Regions from separate parts of the Homo sapiens genome. Here all the other regions are linked to region 1. A link is a contact called in ENCODE Hi-C or POLR2A ChIA-PET data. All regions are on one chromosome and are shown on one strand. Each heading gives the region's core, a stretch centred on a gene start or an enhancer-like site at or near the end of the contact. The rest is flanking DNA. Distances are from core to core; before and after follow the strand shown. Region 1 overlaps CEP83 (centrosomal protein 83). Region 2 overlaps PLXNC1 (plexin C1). Region 3 overlaps PLXNC1 (plexin C1). Region 4 overlaps PLXNC1 (plexin C1).

The links. A loop is a pair of places that touch in the nucleus more often than their neighbours do. ChIA-PET counts read pairs that join two places held with the same protein, here RNA polymerase II (POLR2A). Pooled maps may share reads with other maps.
Region 2: a loop to region 1 is called in a pooled map, with 8 times the contacts of the local background. The contact joins two enhancer-like sites. A Hi-C loop is called at or near these places in 4 of 37 single-sample maps with no recorded cell type and 11 of 50 pooled maps. POLR2A ChIA-PET finds 5 or more read pairs at or near these places in 2 of 52 experiments (A673 and activated CD4-positive, alpha-beta T cell).
Region 3: a loop to region 1 is called in a map of heart left ventricle, with 1.9 times the contacts of the local background. The contact joins two enhancer-like sites. A Hi-C loop is called at or near these places in 2 of 168 maps with a recorded cell type or tissue (IMR-90 and heart left ventricle), 2 of 37 single-sample maps with no recorded cell type and 11 of 50 pooled maps. POLR2A ChIA-PET finds 5 or more read pairs at or near these places in 2 of 52 experiments (Panc1 and activated B cell).
Region 4: a pooled map shows a loop between it and region 1 (3-fold over the local background). The contact joins two enhancer-like sites. A Hi-C loop is called at or near these places in 4 of 50 pooled maps. POLR2A ChIA-PET finds 5 or more read pairs at or near these places in 2 of 52 experiments (WTC11 and activated CD4-positive, alpha-beta T cell).

What each region holds. Positions count from the first base shown.
Region 1 is chr12:94,425,208-94,429,765 of GRCh38, reverse strand. All of the region lies in intron 2 of CEP83 (centrosomal protein 83), which reads left to right. Among named protein-coding and RNA genes, the nearest start is that of CEP83, 32 kb to the left of the region's middle. RefSeq lists enhancers at 23-72, 3,205-3,769. Within about 2 kb of position 1,830, at least 9 of the 41 ENCODE cell types and tissues checked have a DNase peak (open chromatin) inside an H3K27ac peak, as active enhancers do.
Region 2 is chr12:94,206,652-94,211,209 of GRCh38, reverse strand. It overlaps PLXNC1 (plexin C1), which reads right to left. Exons shown (of 31, transcript NM_005761.3): 5 at 1,506-1,620. Among named protein-coding and RNA genes, the nearest start is that of PLXNC1-AS1, 32 kb to the right of the region's middle. RefSeq lists enhancers at 2,502-2,761, 3,412-3,481. Within about 2 kb of position 2,434, at least 12 of the 41 ENCODE cell types and tissues checked have a DNase peak (open chromatin) inside an H3K27ac peak, as active enhancers do.
Region 3 is chr12:94,255,606-94,260,163 of GRCh38, reverse strand. PLXNC1 (plexin C1) reads right to left here. Exons shown (of 31, transcript NM_005761.3): 18 at 789-827; 19 at 430-554. Among named protein-coding and RNA genes, the nearest start is that of PLXNC1-AS1, 81 kb to the right of the region's middle. Within about 2 kb of position 2,008, at least 2 of the 41 ENCODE cell types and tissues checked have a DNase peak (open chromatin) inside an H3K27ac peak, as active enhancers do.
Region 4 is chr12:94,281,037-94,285,594 of GRCh38, reverse strand. It overlaps PLXNC1 (plexin C1), which reads right to left. Exons shown (of 31, transcript NM_005761.3): 23 at 3,194-3,297. It also overlaps a transcript of CEP83 not described here. Among named protein-coding and RNA genes, the nearest start is that of PLXNC1-AS1, 110 kb to the right of the region's middle. Within about 2 kb of position 2,719, at least 7 of the 41 ENCODE cell types and tissues checked have a DNase peak (open chromatin) inside an H3K27ac peak, as active enhancers do.

The DNA of each region.
Region 1 (4,558 bases), core at 581-3,080:
GGCTTGTGCTTTAGCCTGGGCAGTGGAAGCTCATGCTTTGCTTATTCCTTAGTCCTGGTAGCACAGTGATGGCAGCTGTGGGTGAGGGACTCTGGGCACATGAAAATGAGTGGTGGCTCCACTGCTGGAAGCAGTGGCTGAGATTGGAGCCAGAGGCGTGCACTTTGGCCCCAGCATCAGGAACCAGGCATGGTGGTAGCTGTGGGCTGGGTATGTCAGTGGGACTCCAGGGATGTGAAGAGACAGGTGCTGTTAAGCCCAAGCACAAGGTGCAGTCTGTTGGGACTGAGTTCTCAAAATGGTGTCTTACTATAGCTGCAGGACTGGGATGGGGAGTGGAGAGGTTGGTGTGCCCCAGCGTGAGCTCCCTCTCTGGAGCAATGCTGTTGTGCACTCTTCATGCAGTTCCCTTTGTTAGTTTCAGGGCCTGTGAGGGTCCAGGGCCTCTACTGTGGCTAGGATTGCAAGTATCCATGGTGGGAATGTGGACCCCTGGGCATCTCTCATTTACCCTTTCCCCTGACTGGGAATTCTCTCCAGGCTCTTAGCTAATCTCGGATAAGCAGGCTGCCTCACTTCTCTCTCTTTCCTTGATTTAGGTGTTTCCTGTCACCTCTTTGTTGAATTCCTTAATGTTTTACAATTTAAAAACTTCCTGAATTTATGACTTTGTATAGGTAATATGTGCACATGGTAAAAAAATTTTAAGTCCAGAAAGTTTAAATAGTCCATTTTCTCTCATCCTTATTCAGTCAGCAATTGTTGGTTAACAAGTATATTCCACTGACCATCATAAACTCCTTGAGGACAAGGATTTTCTTTTATTTATTTCTGTATTCCTGTATCCAACAAAGTGTCTAGCATATTAAAGGTACTTAGAAAATATCCATGGAGTACTCTGAATATGGGCAGGCTCTTCTTTCCTCATGAGAAGTGTGCTTGACTTGATGGTCTGTATATTTTTTATATCTCTCAAAACCCTTTTACTGTAAGTAGACCATTCAGTAAATGTGGTATAGCAGTCACTTAATAAATATTGGTTGTTTAATCAGTTTTTTAAAGTATATGGTTTTAACATTAACCTGTGTGTCTTGAGGATGGCTTTTATTTATCTCCTTTTTCTGGCTGTGAAAAATTTTATACTTGCTTTGTGACAGATTCAAAATAATGAAGAGAATGTTTGTGTTAACTGCAGTAAAATATCAGTTAAACTCAGTTTTAAGTATCAATTTCTCTTTAACTTTTCAGATTACGGCATAAATCTCATAGAAGTAAAATTAAATCAGGATTTATTTAAAAAACAATTTTCAGGATATGCTGTTGCATCAGTAGATAATCTTTATTGTGTATTAGCAGCCATATTATGGGTAGCCTTTTCTATTTCAGAAGAAAGGTGGGACTGTGAGCAAAGAAGAATATACAACTCACACAGAGGTGCTAAGTGCTCATAAATCTTCTGGAAAGTCCCCATGTTATTGTAACAGACCTTACATTAAGAAATGTTAAAATGAATTTGGACAAGAATCATCTTTGCCTTTCAGATCACAACTTTCAGAGACTTTGGTAATTTACACTAAGCATTTGAGGTTGAGTCATTACTATGTCCTACTTTCTAGATTCTTTTGTGTGAATTAAGCTGTGCAGAGGCAGACAGTACAATCGTAAAAATAGAATAACATTTTAATTTAGAGTGCTTGGTGGTTGATTGCTAACCACTTGAATACATATCTTCTTCCTTTTCTCATTCCTTGCTCTCCCTTGTTTCTTTCTAAATCACAATTACAGAGCCTGGCACCTTACCAGGGCTTTGAAGGGTCTGCTCCCAGCTGCACTTCAGGTTCTGGCAGGGCGTCAAGTTGTGACTTTTTTTTTGTACGCAAGACATCCTGGATGGCTATCCAAAGGCTGTTTGGGTGACTAGTGCAGGATTATCTCTGGATTTTGAAGAAATTCATTTCTAATGTTTTGTTTATAAGTAAAGTAAATGCCTGGTGTAGGTCCTCCCTAGACTTTTAATGTTGTTTTTTAAAAAACATCATTCACTTTGAGGGCATGTAGTATTTAAAACATTGTTTTGAAATATTCAAAGGCATAGCATGTGCTTTTAATGGAATGTGTTTTGGAAGCTTTCCATGAGCATCAGCAGCTGTGCTTTTTTGAATATTTTGAATTACCATACTTTGGGGCAGACATTGTACTACTCACTGCTTAAAAAATACAGTGCCTATGCAAAATAAAATGTCATATGGAGGTCTGTAAAGCTGGGACTAGTCAAAAGAAGTGGTAGGAAGGACACGTGGATGTGATTATGTATTTGTAATGGTTGCAAAGAGAAGATGAAGAATTTGGAAAAAGGTTGTACTAGTCTTTTAAAAACTGCCTTTCACTGAGACTAGCCCAACAAGTGCTCACTGATTAACAGGCCAATCGAGATAATGTTTCACTTTTTTTCACTTATTGCTGTTTGAACTCTGTACTTTACTTTAAAAAATTTTCAATATGAATTTCTGTATTTAGTAAACTGCACAGTAGGAGACGTTTTATTGTGTATTTCAAGCATCTAATGTATGTGTAAGTGTCTTGCAGATAATTGATAGCTGTGTATTGACTGATTGAAATCAAAGAAGTCTAACCATGGTAGGAATTTAAAATTGTGTTAGAAATTTTGAGTTTGATAAACCTTTTTATAAGTAAATATAAATACAAGAGAAAGCCATTGTATTAGTTACTTGTGGCTGCTGTTACAAATTACCATATAATAGGTGTCTCAAAACAACAAAAAAATTATTCTTTCAACATTTTAGAGATTAGAAGTCAGAAATCAAGTTGTTGGCCAAGCCACGTTCCCTCTGAAGGCTCTGGGTTAGAATCTTTTCCTTGCCTTTTCCAGCTTTTTGTGGCTGTAGGTTTTCCTTGGCTTATGGCTACATCTTTCCAGTCTCTGTCTCCGTGGTCACATTGCCTCTTCCTCTTCAGTCTCAAACTCCCTCTCCTTCTCTCTTAGAAGGATACATGTGATTGTTTTGGATACATAATCCAGCATAAGCCTCTCCTCTTAAGATCCTTAATTTAATCACCCCACCCTTTTTTTAAAAGTATATAAGGTAATATTCATAGCATCCAGAGATTAGGAAATGACATATTTTGAGGGCTAGCATTCAGCCCACTATTGTTTGGAAGACTGTTTCTGAATTTGGAGGAGAAAAGTGAATCGAGGCTAAAGTAGCATTAGAATGGTGAGCACATTATTTGTTCATTTGTTATTTTTGAGCTCTTAATATGTGCCTGTGGTTTTTTAGGTGTTGGGATTATGAACATGAGTAAGACATGTTTCTTGTCATGGACAAAGTTACATTCCATGTGTTGTATATACTAAAATGCAAGATAAAACACAGAATAATGAACTATTTGGGAGGGTCTTTACTTCATGGAGGAAGTAATGCATTCCTGAGCTGGGTTTTGAAGGCTGAATAGGAATTCACTAGATCAGAATACAAAGAGATGGAAAAAGCCTTCTGAGCAAGGAAATTAGCATTTACAAAGCCATGGCGGTAGAAAACAGCAGTATGTGCTCAGGAAGCTAAATGGTAATTAGTGCAATGAGACAAATTTTAGATTTGTTTTCATTTCTTTTTTTTTTTTTTGAGACGGAGTTTCGCTCTGTCACCCAGGCTGGAGTGCAGTGGTGTGATCTTGGCTCACTGCAAGCTCCACCTCCCAGGTTCACACCATTCTCCTGCCTCAGCCTCCCGAGTAGCTGGGACTACAGGCGCCTGTCACCACGCCCAGCTAATTTTTTTTGTATTTTTAGTAGAGATGGGGTTTCACTGTGTTAGCCAGGATGGTCTCAAGCTCCTGACCTCGTGATCCGCCCACCTTGGCCTCCCAAAGTGCTGGGATTACAGGCGTGAGCCACCGCACTGGCCTGTTTTCATTTCTTATATACACATTAGCTATTAAAATCTCCCATTTTGCCAGCTACAGCATAAATATTCTTTGCTGTGATGGTTCTTAAAGCAAAAATCTTTTCATAGATTAAGACGGTCTGTGAACAGCCATTAAATACATGAAAAAGTGCTTCAGGAAAACGTAAATTAAAATCATAAGGAGATACCACTTTATGCCTCCTAGAAGGGCTACAATTAAAGGGACTCACAACATCACATTATTACCCACACGACAGATGGGTTTGGTTGCTTGGCAGGTATCATCAACTCAGTGCTCACAACCAAAGAGGATTTAGCATGAGGATTTTATTACTTGCAACAAGTAAGGAGAACATGGGGATAGTTCCTAAAGCAGGGGCCTGAGTCAGGTTTTATAAGTGTAGGATAACAAGGCATGATCTGATTGGATCTTGCAATGAGGTGGTACTGGAGGCATGATCTGACAGGATCCCTCCATGGGATGATGCCAGAGCTTGATCTGATTGGATCCTGGATCCTGCCATGCAATGTCTGCTTCTTAATTCAGTCCCCATTTCTTGGTCCAAGCACTTAGGTTCCTCCTGAGATTGCAGTCTTGGCTCATCTGAGCATGCTCAGGTTATGTGAGCTGA
Region 2 (4,558 bases), core at 1,185-3,684, 220 kb after region 1:
CGAGGAAGAAAACACCAGTGGTCGTTTGGGTGGTAAGCAGTTTTGAAATGTACCAGACCAGATATAAACAGTGATTAATTTGTAATAGTGAGCCCCTAGCTAGGTACGGAAGTTGTATAAGCAGCACTTTTAATTTAATGAACAAGCTACTTCCTCCCACTACATTTAGCTGAAGTATTATCCTTAAATTTTTATAAATAACATAAGAAAAAAAATCTTCCAGAATTTTAACCACTTATCAGAGTCCTGGGTATATTCAAGGATTATGGTATTCTACTTTCTACTATTCTCTATTAGCGCCAAATTTGGCTATTTTTCAGACTGATGAGAGAAATTAGAATTTGGATATACCTATGTTTAGATGCCTAAGAATCTTTTCCACCAAATCTATTCACTCTGATTCAGGACTGGTAGAAGTTTGTATGAAAGTTATTATTATTATTTTTTTTCTCCAGGAAGACAACAGAAAGTGACAACAGCCAAATAACTTTAAATCTGTTCGTTCTGATCAGTTACAACTTAGAAGCTTGATTATTTTATTATTTATCACTCATTAAATACTTTGGCTCTCCTTTATTAAATGTTAAATCATCGTAAGTGGTAAAGTTCTTGCTATTTCTCTGAAATGGCAAAGTGTAAGGGAAAAGAGAAAGTGGCCCATTTCCTTGTTAATATGGCATTCAAACAGAACACAGTGAGCTCAACAGACAGGTCAGCTGGCTGCTGTACAGTTATTCATAACAGAGGACTCTGTACAATTATTCATAACACAAGAGCCGTCATTAGGGAGAAAATGCCTCCTTATAGCACCACTGAGACTGCAAGGCAGGAATTCCCTTTTTCCGTAGGGCACGGTTGGCGTGTGCATTTGAAAATGCTTAAATATGCTCCTTGCTCCCTTCTCTCATCCAATGACAGGACTGATGTGTTGTCAAGAGTGGTGCTGCCATAGCAAGGGTCCACTGGCTTTCCAAAGGACCTCACTTGCAATGGTCACTGCCCATGTTGGTCTTCTCTCCATCGCTACCAAGACTGTTGGAAGCTATGTTCATAAGATGGTTACTGGGGAAGCCTCAACACATTAGGATAAGGGACCATTACACTAAACAAAATTCTGCAATTAAGCCACCTTTAAGGTATCTCGTTGACCATGAATCTGAACCTCTTTTTTCTTTATTTTCAAAAGCAATATGTATTTCTACAACATTAGAAGTCCAACTTTTCTTCCAGTTCAACCATTGAGGGTCATCTTCAGCTCCACAAGACGACAAACTCCATGAGAGCAGGCCCATGATGTGACTTGGTTACCGCTGTATCCCCAGCACCTTGCAGAGTGGATGGCATCTGGTGGGCACTCAATATTCGTTAATGAGTGCTAAATGAATGGAGTGCTATCACTAAGCATGTTTGATTGCTAATGGATATTTTACACACAGAAGAAATTTAGCATCCGCTGTGCAAAATGAGACAATACAACGAGGACAAATTAAAATCTTTCCTCTTACCTTTTCTTTACTGCTTCGAATTATCTGAATTTTAGGGCACTTTTTTGCTCCAGACGAAATATCCAGCCAGTTTTCTAAGTTCTCTGAATGTACACAATCTCCTTGAAAAGTGCACCTAAAAAAACGAGGCAACAAAACAGCGACCCCATACGTGTGTTAGTTAAAACAGCGACCCCATACGTGCATTAGTTAAAACTTTCTTATACTTGGCTTCAGTACAAAATGCCAGACCTTGTACAGTGGATTATTGATTTGAGCGAGAATAGGAACATGATGCTAAAACCATGAAAAGCAACAAGAAAACAGCAGAGCATTTTTTTCCATCATGTCTAGGAGCAAAGAACAAATGTAGACAACATGGTGAACTTCGACTCCTGAGCCATCTCTCAAGATGACATCGCCAAATATATCTGAAACACATCCTCCCATGGATTCTGAAATAGGGAGCTCCCTTTTAGAAATGCCTAGCAAAGAACAGCTCAAGGAAGAGTTCACATATTGTATAAATTTTAGGTTTGCTATTCATTCTCAGAATATCAACCTATTGTGTAACTTGATTTTGTTTAAAAATAATAACAAAGTTACTATTTTGTGCTTTGCAGTATGATAATTAAATAGAAAAATTTCAAGGGCAGAGTCTGCCTAAGAATTTGATAAGACATTCCATAACCATCTGCTACATACCATTTATTTAGACAGATACCAAATTATATCAAAAGATATAGGTGAAACATTTTTCCAGGGCCATTTTCCCAAGTCAGCCAGCTCAGAGGCTGACCCAGATAAGTCTTAAGCTGTGGCCAGGGCCAACTACTTTGATAAAGAGATGCTCAGAAGCTGAGTGGTGAGATCACTGGCTTGCTTGATGTGTCAGTCACTCTAGGTCACACTAACTTGGGAACCCTTGCCTCACCAGACGGGGCACCAACCTGGCAAGAAGAACAAATACCAACAGCACGTTATCGCCAAAGGGTGTTGGACTCCACAGATATTCCATTGAATAGCATCAAGGAAAGAACGAAATATTTCTAGTACTACACCTCCTCAAGGCTGAAGATTAAAATGCAGGGGTGGTAAACCAGTGATGGTGAATTTTTAAAAGAAACTGAAAACACATGAATCATGAGATTGAAAAGCAACCAAATGATGACCACATTCAGCTACGGGGAGTCCCGGAGGGGATCCGAGCGGAATGAGGAATGGATGGGCCCAAACAGTGTATTTGGCTTCCTAAAGGTTTTATTTTTTCTCCTTTCTCTACTCTCTCTCTCTTTCAATTCTTAAGAATTTAGGCCTCATGGCTTCATCTTTGAGCTCTGTGTTAATTTGAATATGGCAAAAATAGAACAGGAAGTCAGTGAGTTTCACTAAACGTCATCCCCAAGCACAATACCTTTAGCATGTCACCGGCTTCTGACATTTGGGGAACCCTGCTCCCAATAAGCACATCTGTGTTCCACCTCCCACTACATCTGTGTCAGTTTCTTCTCCAACATTATAACCATGGGGATTTTCATCGGCAATTCTCCAAAGCCATAAATTTATCTGACCCTTGATGGCTAGCTCATCCGTCAAAGACATTAAGTTCAAATTAAACCGCCTGTCAATGTCAGAGAGAGTTTGCAACGGAGAGACAAGCACTGCTGGATTGAAAAACAGAATGACGAAGCTGGTTCTTTCGGTTGTATCTGAAATAGATCATGACTGTCAAAAACTCCCTGCCTCTCATGGGCACTCCGGTTTGTGTAAGGCACTTCCTCTGCCTATAAGAAAAAAAAAAATAAGCCAATTCCGAAGAGACTGGAGTACAAATATTTTTGTTGGCTCTTAATGCTGCCTGGGAGTCAAAGCCTAAGGCTGCCAAAAAAACAAGTGTAAAATATTTCATACAAATAGTGCTACAATTTGCCAATTTGTAGGCAGAAAACAGTAGTGCCACTGAGTTATCACTCCCTTTTCTGAACTCCTATAGCATTTCTTGTCAGAAGTACATATTTCGGTATTTAATCATATGCTGCCTCGAATTACAACTTAACTATTTCATAAGTCTATCTCAGTTCTCCCCAAGTAAGCTCTAAGCTCCTCAAAGAAGGGAGAAGGTCTTTAATATTTCTTTAGCAAATCCCTCAGTGTCTGGCAGCATGATATGCAAATACTAGGGTTTCAATAAATATTTTTGAATGAAAGGATGAAATATGAAATCTCTATAGGTCTTTTCTGTTGCTGATTTTTCTTTCTAGAGTTTTAATTCATGTCTGACTCCTCCTCATGCCAAAGAGACTATTTTTAAAACAAGCAAAAAGTTTAAATCTGGGGACAAATTGGGGGTGAGGTTTCCATTTTACTTTTTGAAAAAAAAAGGGAAAAGAAAGTATAAAATGAACCTTTCATTTTTTATTCTGCATAAGGCAAAAACAAAATCTAACCATGTTAAGCAACTAAACATAAATTCCTTGTTTTTATATATATATAAAAAAACAACCCACCACCTCTGAACTCCTATTCTTTGCCTCTCACCAGTACAAATAAAAAATGAAAAAATAAAAAGCAAACCATGACACCAAGTATGTATAACCAGATGGCCAGCCAACAACAGTATCTTATTACTTCTCAAATACTGCAGATTATAAAATCTTCATGACAGCATATTACTCATACATTTACATTTCTTACAGAGCAGATCTTATAGCTCCCATATTTTAGTAAACAAAGCTAGTTACTCTGAAATAATTCCTTTTGAAAGCTATCACTCTAATTCCTGCGTATCAACAAGAGCAACGGTCAAGTGCATAAACACTTGAGCCACTGCCCTAATTAAATTAAAATCTCATTGTCACACAGGACTCTTAGTGAGGCTGATTCTTCAGTGATGCACTCTCAGATAGGCTGATATCTTAATGGCTTCATTTCAATTTCTTCAGGCCAAGAATAGGAGGAAAATTGGATTTGGATAAGAATGGACATATTCTAGGGAAACTGGTAGAGATATATTTGCTTTCTTGACTTACTATTACTTTTGCTCCATCCTCTACTGAGGATCTATCCCAAAGTCC
Region 3 (4,558 bases), core at 759-3,258, 170 kb after region 1:
GGAGGGTAGCTTGAGCCCAGGAGGATGAGGCTGCAGTGACCTATGATCACACACTTCAGCCTGGGCCACAGAGTGAGACTCCAACAACAACAACAAAAAAATTGTGTTGGGGTGGTATGATCTAAAATGGAGAGAAGGCTGCATAAACTCCCAATCAAATAGCCTTTGGAAAAGTGCATGTTCTCAAGATACCAAGTTCAGATAGTGGTTTGGAAATAAAATATGGGACTCAGGTTTGATTTCTCTCTCTTTTTTTTTTTTTTTGTAGAGACAAGGTTTTGCTGTGTTGGTCAGGCTGGTCTTGAACTCCTGGCCTCAAGTGATTGCCTGCCTTGGCCTCCCAAAATGCTGGGATTACAGCCATGAGCCACCATGCCCGGCCTGATTTTTTCTTAAAGGCTTTTAAAACATCAAAGAATGGACTAATACCTGTCCTTCACAGAAAAGTTCTTCTGCTTTTCAAGGGTGTGGATGACAGTAACAAGAAAGCTTTTATTACAGATTAGGGCATCCAAAGCTGTGAGACTTTCATTCTTGTCGTTGGCGTCTCTGTTCTGATAAAAAGAAAAAAATATATAGTATAATACAAAATCATATATAAGTTTAAAGTTAGAAAGTAGACCCACAATGGGTTTTCCAAGACAATGAATTATTCAATATTGAATTCATGATCCAAAAAAAACCCACAATAAAAATTCAAAGTAATAATAATAGAGATGATAGTGATGATGATAACACTATGAACATCAGGCAGTCACTGGGCTAAAAATGAAAACGTAGAGACTTACATGCATATCTTCAGTGAAGATGTGGGTGAAGCCACCTGACTGAGAGGAAGGAGACACTTTTATTATTCATAACATCCAAAGGAAATGAAGAGTGTATTTTTGTTATAATACCCAAGTCCGTTTTAATAAAGTAGAGACACTATTTGCTAATCTGAAGCGCCCCTGGGTTTATGGTGGCTGCGTATTCTCTAATACATAATAAATAATTATTCAGCTTTCAAGAAACGCCACTGAATTCCGAAAGCCTCTAAGAATAATAATTATCATGGCATTAGTTCCAGGTTTGGTAGATGAAGGTATCATCCCACGTTTTAGAAGAAGTGATTTAAGAGTTAAAGAAGGGGTCATTGATGAAGATTATGCAAATATCAGACCCCTCTTCAAGCAATTTACCTTCTAAAGATAAAGACTAAATTACGTTGTTAAGTTTTACAAGTCTTACCTAAGTAGCATCTACTGTTTCAATACACAATGATATTGAAAGACAGGGGGTAGTTAAAAGCATAGAATCTGGACCAAACTACTTGGGTTCCAGTCCTGGTTTTAATCACATACTGGTCACATGACGTGGGATGTGTTACCTAACCTCTCTGTGTCTGACTTGCCTCATCTCTGAAATGGGGACAGTAATGGTTCCCACCTCAGAGGTTTAGTGTGAAAATAAAATGGGTGCAGAGTAAGTGCCCTGTGTCAGTTATCATTACTGGTTTTATTCCTAATTTATAGCAAACTAGACCACAATGCTATCACCCCACTGGTTTCTAAATGCTAGGTAGCTCTGGAATATAAAAAGGGTTTATAGTGTATCATCAATCTTATTAAAAATCAATGGTTAAACTTTAAAAGTATGTTAAGCAATACTTTAAGTCCACAGAATGAGACTCTAAACTCAAAACATTCAAGTTTTTCTTCTTTTTTGATAATAATAGAAACTTTGAGCTAATTTTATATCTTGTGAAGTAAATTTCTTCTGTAGAGAATTTTGCTTCATAGTTTCAAATCTGCAAGCCCAAGCAAAAGACCTGAAACTATTTTGGCCATATCCTCCCCTAGTAAAAAGCAAAAAAGCCCCAAAAAAACAAACCAAAAAAACCCCCAGACCCTAGGTTTGCATTTTCTGGTTCTTAATATTTTTCTGCTGAACCAACTTCATGTAAATAGACAGGAGAAACAGGTTGATTCTTAATCGTAAATACGGAAGTGCCGCCCTGGTTCTCTCTGTGTGTTTTTTTGTTTGTTTTGTTTTTTTGAGACGGAGTCTTGCTCTGTCGCCCGGGCAGGAGTGCAGTGGCGCGATCTCGGCTCACGGCAACCTCTGCCTCCCGGGTTCAAGCAATTCTTTATTTTTTTTTGAGACGGAATCTCCCTCTGTCGCCCAGGCTGGAGTGCAGTGGCGTGATCTCGGCTCACTGCAACCTCCGCCTCCCAGGTTCAAGCAATTCTTTTTATTTATTTATTATTTTTTTTGAGACAGAGTCTCGCTCTGTCGCCCAGGCTGGAGTGCAGTGTGGCGCTATCTCGGCTCACTGCAAGCTCCGCCTCCCAGGTTCACACCATTCTCCTGCCTCAGCCTCCCGAGTAGCTGGGACTACAGGCGCCCGCCACCATGCCTGGCTAATTTTTTTGTATTTTTAGTAGAGACGGGGTTTCACTGTGTTAGCCAGGATGGTCTTGATCTCGGGTTCAAGCAATTCTCTGCCTCAGCCTCCCGAGTAGCTGGGATTACAGGTGCACGCCACCATGCCTGGCTAATTGTGTATTTTTAGTACAGACGGGGTTTCACCATGTTGGCCAGGCTGGTCCCTAACTCCTGACCTCAAGTGATCCACCCGCCTCGGCCTCCCAAAGTGCTGGGATTACAGGCTTGAGCCACCGCGCCTGGACCCGTGGCTCTCTGAGTTTTAAGGCTGCTTCCTCCTTTCATTCAAATTTCCCTTTTCTTCAGCTTAGATCCTCTGCCTACCCTTATTTCTTCTCCTACTTTATGCAAAGCAAAGAAGAGTCAATAAAATAAAAAGCAAGGCTTTAAAAGCCAAAACCGACAGGCAGAGCAAAGAACCCTGGCCTCCTTTGAGAACCTACAATCTCCTCTGGATTTTGCCTGTTGCTTTTTTGTAGGTGCTGAACACCCAAATCCTACCCCCACAGCCCCCAACCTCCAGGCCTAGAGGATTCGGCTTCTGATCAATCCATAAAGAGCCTAATTAATACCAGGACTTATCTGCAGCCTGGAATGCATTTAAGTGGCATTGTCTTCTTACGATCTGTTTCCCTGTTCTATCTTTTCTTAATTATTATAAAATCAGTTTTGACTTAGGTCTTCTTGAAAGGGTTCTGACAAATTTATGCATGTTTTTTCCTGGGTTCTCTCCTTTAAACAACTTCTGACTTCAATTTTTATGACTTTCCCAGTTGTTTTTCAAGATTATACACAACACTGAGTTAAATCAGTTTGCCTCCTTTGCAACTATCTCTCTTCTCCTAAAATAAGGTAGCATTGTTCCTGGGATCTTTTTTTTTTTTTTTTTTTTGGAAACACTCAACTTGCAACAGTGTTCCTTTACATTCATTACTCTATCTTGTTCTTGATTACCAAATTTAGAAGATAAGAACATTTCTTTTTTCAGGCCACAGATTATTCAGCACTCAAGGGCAATCATTAACTGTAAAAGCCCACACAGCATTCATGTTGATAGTCAAAAATCTCCGTTATTTTATTGCTTTTAAATTCTTAATGGGGATCTCAGATAGCTCAGAAATAGGACTCGTGATGCAACCTTTGCAGAAGCCCCACACAGTCATCCTGATTCGGGGAATCGAATTCCTTTCCCCAGGCGGTGTTCTGCCATAGAAATGGATGAGGTGGCAAATGGTAGATCTCGGTGCCTCGGTACTCTTGGAGGATAAGTTAAAGGAAACAAACTTCACCAGCACAAAAAGCTGAAGTCTTATTTACAGCCTTCTTGATTTATAACACTAAGGCTTGGACCAAAAAATATGGCAGGTGTTTTATGGAGGCATTCCAACCTCCAGACCCCGCATTACATATCATGGTGTCCTCTTCTAAATTATAGAGAAACTGGAAATTGCTTACTGCATGTGTCTGGGTTTCTGAACTCTAGGCTTCTGGCCAATTGTTCCGGAGAAGCTTCTGGTAAGGTGATACAAACTCTCCTTTGGCCTGGAGAGATTTCAGCCGTTGCTTAGAAGTCTAGATTGAAATGTGATCATTGGTATTGATGTGTTTAAGAGGTTGGGCCTCTATGTGGTCATCATACCGCAAAAAAGAAGGGCAATATGGCAGAGCTGGGGTATCAGGACATGGCAGTGATGATACGCAGGATGAGTGTACCTCGCCAAAGACTTGGGAGGGTAAATGGAGAAGGCTGAGTGAGTGGGTGAGAAAATGGAGGCGTGAGAACATAGGTAAGACCAGCAACCCAAAAGGTTAAGTAGACGACTCCTCAGAGCCCTAGAACAAATGAATTAATCAGTTCGTGCATCTACGTCTACTAAATGAGGACAATACAAACTGACCAGCTAAAGAAAAACTACCAAAGAGAACCATAAGAACTCTACATGGCTAAAAATGCCTGTTTTCAACTCCAATTCCATCCATGTCTACTTTCCTCCCTTTTGACCAGTAGTATTTTTCCTTTCCAATTGAGAAGTAATAGTGAATAATCTAGTCACTGCAATGTAAGTCATGCAGATAAACACAACAAATTGGCTAGCTCACAATTTATTGATTTTTAAATAAACTAGCTCAC
Region 4 (4,558 bases), core at 1,470-3,969, 150 kb after region 1:
AGAAAACTCCCTGGGGATTTTTACAAACTCCAAAAGCTAAGAACGACTGCTCTTGGCAAGATGATTCCAGGGTTGGCAAGTCTGAGCTATAGGAGAGTGAGCACGGGGCAAGTTGCTAGCCTGCAGCTTTCTCTGCTAGACTCCCTACAGCAATGCCACAGGGGCAGCACCTCAGTCATCACCCAACGCAACCACTTTCAAACTGGGTGACCCACTCAGCCAAAAAGCCCAAGGATGGGTGTTCTCTGTCCCTGGCCATTGTCTAAGAAGCTCTGCTCGGGAACAGTCTCACTTCTTCCTGGGCAAGGGGAGAATCTGGCAGAGTCCTAGGTCCTTCCTGGTGCAGACCTGTCACCCTGGGACTGTACAGCCATGAAAAACAGGGGGTCCCTACCCTCCCGGTGTGCTGGGAAGCTGCTCCTCCTCCTGTCTTCTCTAGGAAAGCACCTGCCTCCAGGCATCTGCACAGTCATCCCCAACTGATATCTTTGACCCCACCCTCATCTTACTATCCCTCCCATCCACGTGACTTGTGGTGTCCTCCTCCTGAGCATCTGATTCCATTTGTGTGTCTCTGTGTCTGTCCAGAGCCACTGCATTATTGCTGGACAGCACCAATCCTCACCAGAAATCCACAGCTTCTAATGGGGCTATTTCCAGGTTTGCACCCCTTCTATCTACATCTCACACACAGCCCCACTCATTTTCTGAAATACTAACCTCCCTGCTTCAGGACCTCCCATGGCTTCCCACTGTTCTTGGGATAAGACTCAGAACTCCTGAAGAGGCTGCCCCCATCTGTGTGATCTGCATCTTCCCTGCTTGCCTCCCTACCCCTACATCTTGTAAGAGGCCACAGCATGGACTGGTTCAGCCACAGACCCTACAGCCAACTATCCAGGTCCGAATCTGGCCCTGCCACTGACTAGCTGTTACCAGACCTCCCAGAGCCTCATCGTACCCATCTATAAAGTGGGGTTAATAATAGTACCTATCTCGTAGGACTGCTATAGGATAGAATGGGGCGAAATACTGAAATCGCCATTGCAAAACTATAACAGTGAAAGACATCTGAAAGGTGAACAGTGAAAAACATCTGAAACAAACCTTTCAGATGCCTTTCACTGTTATAAGACGGTGAAGCAGATGTGTTAGAAGACAGTGAAGAGATCTGACCTAACCAACTCCATCTTGCTTCTAACCTCCAAGCTGCTCTTGCTCATTTCTGGATGTAGACTGAACTAACTTTGGGAGGAACTTACAGTTTAAAACAAAGACAACAACAGCCCTTTCCCAAAACCACCTTCTTGCCTGGGGACTAGATTGCCTTCATAGGACTAACAAATTAGCCACAAGATTGGGATTGTGGTTTAGGAATCATGCAGCTGGAGGCTACAAGATTCTGACTCTCCCCAAATTGCTCCTGGGGATAAAATCACTATTGTAAAACCTAAGACCAGTGCTTGAGATATTTTGCAAACCCTGCTTTTTTTTTTTTTTTTTTTTTCCCCTGACATGGAGTCTTGCTCTGTCGCACAGGCTGGAGTGCCATGGCACCATCTCAGCTCACTGCAACCTCCGCCTCCCGGGTTCAAGCAATTCTCCTGCCTCAGCCTCCCAAGTAGCTGGGATTACAGATGTGCACCACCATGCCCGGCTAATTTTTTTGTATTTTTAGAGACAGCGTTTTACCGTGTTGGCCAGGCTGGTGTTGGACTCCTGACCTCAGGTGATCCACCCACCTCAGCCTCCCGAAGTGCTGGGATTACAGGCGTGAGCCACCACGCCTGGCCCAGACCCTGCTCTTGATGGATCAGCTGGTACCACCCAGATTAATAAACTGGCTCATCTGATCTTGTGGCCCCCACCCCAGGAACTGACTCAGTGCAAGAAGACAGCTTTGACTTCCTATGATTTCATCTCTGACCTGACCAATCAGCACTCCTGGCTCACTGGCTTCCCCCAACCCACCAAGTTGTCCTTAAAAACTCTCATCCCTGAACGCTCAGGGAGACTGATTTGAGTAATAATAAAACTCCCGTCTCCCGTACAGCCAAATTACTTTATCTCAATTCCTGTCTTGATAAATCAGCTCTGTCTAGGCAATGGGGAAGGTGAACCTGTTGGGCAGTTACATTACAGGGACATGCTGGAAATAGTACCTGGTGTGGTGTAAGTACTTCATAAGCACTGACTATAATCAGCTGTCACTGCCCTCCTTCCCCCTCTCCATTGCCCCTCTCAAGTTTTGACTAGTCTAACACGCATGCTCTCCCTTCCCTGCTGGATGTGCCTGCACCCTAGCCCAGTCTGGCTAAATTCTCATTGTTTAGCTCTCAGTTCAGTCATAACCTCCTCCAGGAAGCCTCTTGGATTCTCCAAGCCACACAGCACTACTACACGCAAGGTGTTGACTCTACTTGTCTCTCCGTCCTTTTTTGCACTCCTTCCCCAGGGCTGCAGGCTCTGTGAGGGCAGGGACCTGGTCTTTGCTCCTCTCCCATGCAGCCCCAGCTCTTATCAGAGTGGATATTCAACAAAGATTCAGATAATACTGCTAAACAAGTGAACCCCAGTATCCCAGTGTGTTCAGGAACCTTCACTGCCTCCTCTGTCTTGTTATGTGCAGGTTTCTCTGGCACTCAGATCTCTGAGAAGTCACGTGCACCCCTCACCGCCCTCGGCACTCACCCAGTATGTGGGTTAAGAGGCCAAAGGAAGTATCGCTCAATATTGCAAACAAACAGGAAATTTAGAACTTCTTCAGGAAGCAAGGACCTACACAAAAGGTTACAAGGTCTACTGTGAATGTTGTGGAGGGAGGCGAGGCTTGGGACTTCCCGGGCTTTGTTTAGCATCAGCACGCTTGTCACCCAGTGAAGGCTAAAGGATAACTCTTCTCTGGCTTTCCTAGACTTTTTTCCTGGGTTCTTTTCTGCTGAACCTCAGGGTGGAGAGAGTTCAGGAGATAGAAAATCATAGCCTTCTGAGAAGGGAATACGTGACAAGTACACTGTGAGAGCCCTTCATGGGCTTGTCTGCACAAGCAACGAAAGAAAACTTCAGCCCCAGACACGATCGATCTGCAAGTCATTCCAGGAAATGGGTGGGAGTCCTGGATGTTTTAAAAGAATGTCCATGGGACTAGGATTGGGGATGAGGAAGGAGACACGGGGTCAAGTCTTGCTCTTACCTCATAGTGGCCAATGGTGTTTAGCTTGGTGATTCCATCTTCAAGAATCACGGAGGAACTGTCGATGTCCAGAAGTTCTTTCTGTCGTGTGCCCATTTGAAGCTCTGAAAAAGAGCATTTTGTTCCTTTTTAGAGAGTTTTAAAATGCCACCACTTTACTTTCACAAATTTATGGATAACTAAAACTTGAATAAAGTGGTAAATCTTTGTTTGAAGGTGTAGAGATGCATCAGCCAGACTGGTAGCCTGAATTCTGAGTTCTGTTTTACTTTGTTTGTTTGTTTAGGGCTCTGATGTTTCAAACCACTTCTTCCCTGATAAGCCTGGAAGTAAAGCCACTGAAGACAAAATAATGCATTCTATGAGGGACGACTAAGCTCTTCAACAAAAATTCCAGAAGCAAATTTGTATATGCTCACACTTGTGTGCCCATGTTCACAAAGAGAGGCATGATATGAACCATCTCTGTAGGCTCCTGTTCGGGGTGGAGGGGGAGGCATCAGTGTGCGAAGGTCCCAGCACCACAGTGGGCAGACTCTCTGGCCAAGGCTGCTAACCTATGCCTAGGTGAGCATGTGGTGCACAAATGTGATTTTTCTTTTTTTGGAACCTGCATGGTGTTTAATTATTATTTTAGTGTCAACTCAGTGCCAACATTTAAAGATTAAAAGATTGCACATAGGCTGGACATAGGAGCTCAGACCTATAATCCCAATACTTTGGGAGGCGGAGGCAGGGGGATTACTTGAGGCTAGGAGTTCAAGACCAGCCTGGGCAACATAGTGAGACTTGTCTCTATAAAATTTTTTTTAAAAGTTTTTAAGTTGCATATAAAAAACTGGATATCTGATTTCTTTAAAAAAAGAAAATCGAACAGTCTAGTAATACAATCTGTAGTCCACATGGCAACCACTGAAGCAAATGGCACTGTCCCCTTGGATGGCGAGTCCTTTCCCATTAAGTCAAGCTCCACTGCTTTCTGTAGTCCCAGGCGGCTGACACCCCTTATGTATTTTCTGCCCCTTTGGGCATCTGCGTTTTTGAGTCTCTGCTGTAAGAGCTCCAAGCATAGCTGCTTCTGGTGTTGGATTTCTTTTTTTTGGTTTTGTTTTTGTTTTTTTTGGAGACAGGGTCTCCCTCCATTGCCCAGGCTGGAGTACAGTGGCGCAATCTGGGCTCACTGCAACCTCTGCCTCCCGGGTTCAAGCAGTTCTTCTGCCTCAGCCTCCCAAGTAGCTGGGACCACAGGTGTGCACCACCATGCCTGGCTAATTTTTGTATTTGTAGTAGAGACAGAGTTTCACCATGTTGGCCAGGCTGGTCTCAAACTCCTGACTTCAGGTGATCCACCAGCCTTGGCCTCTC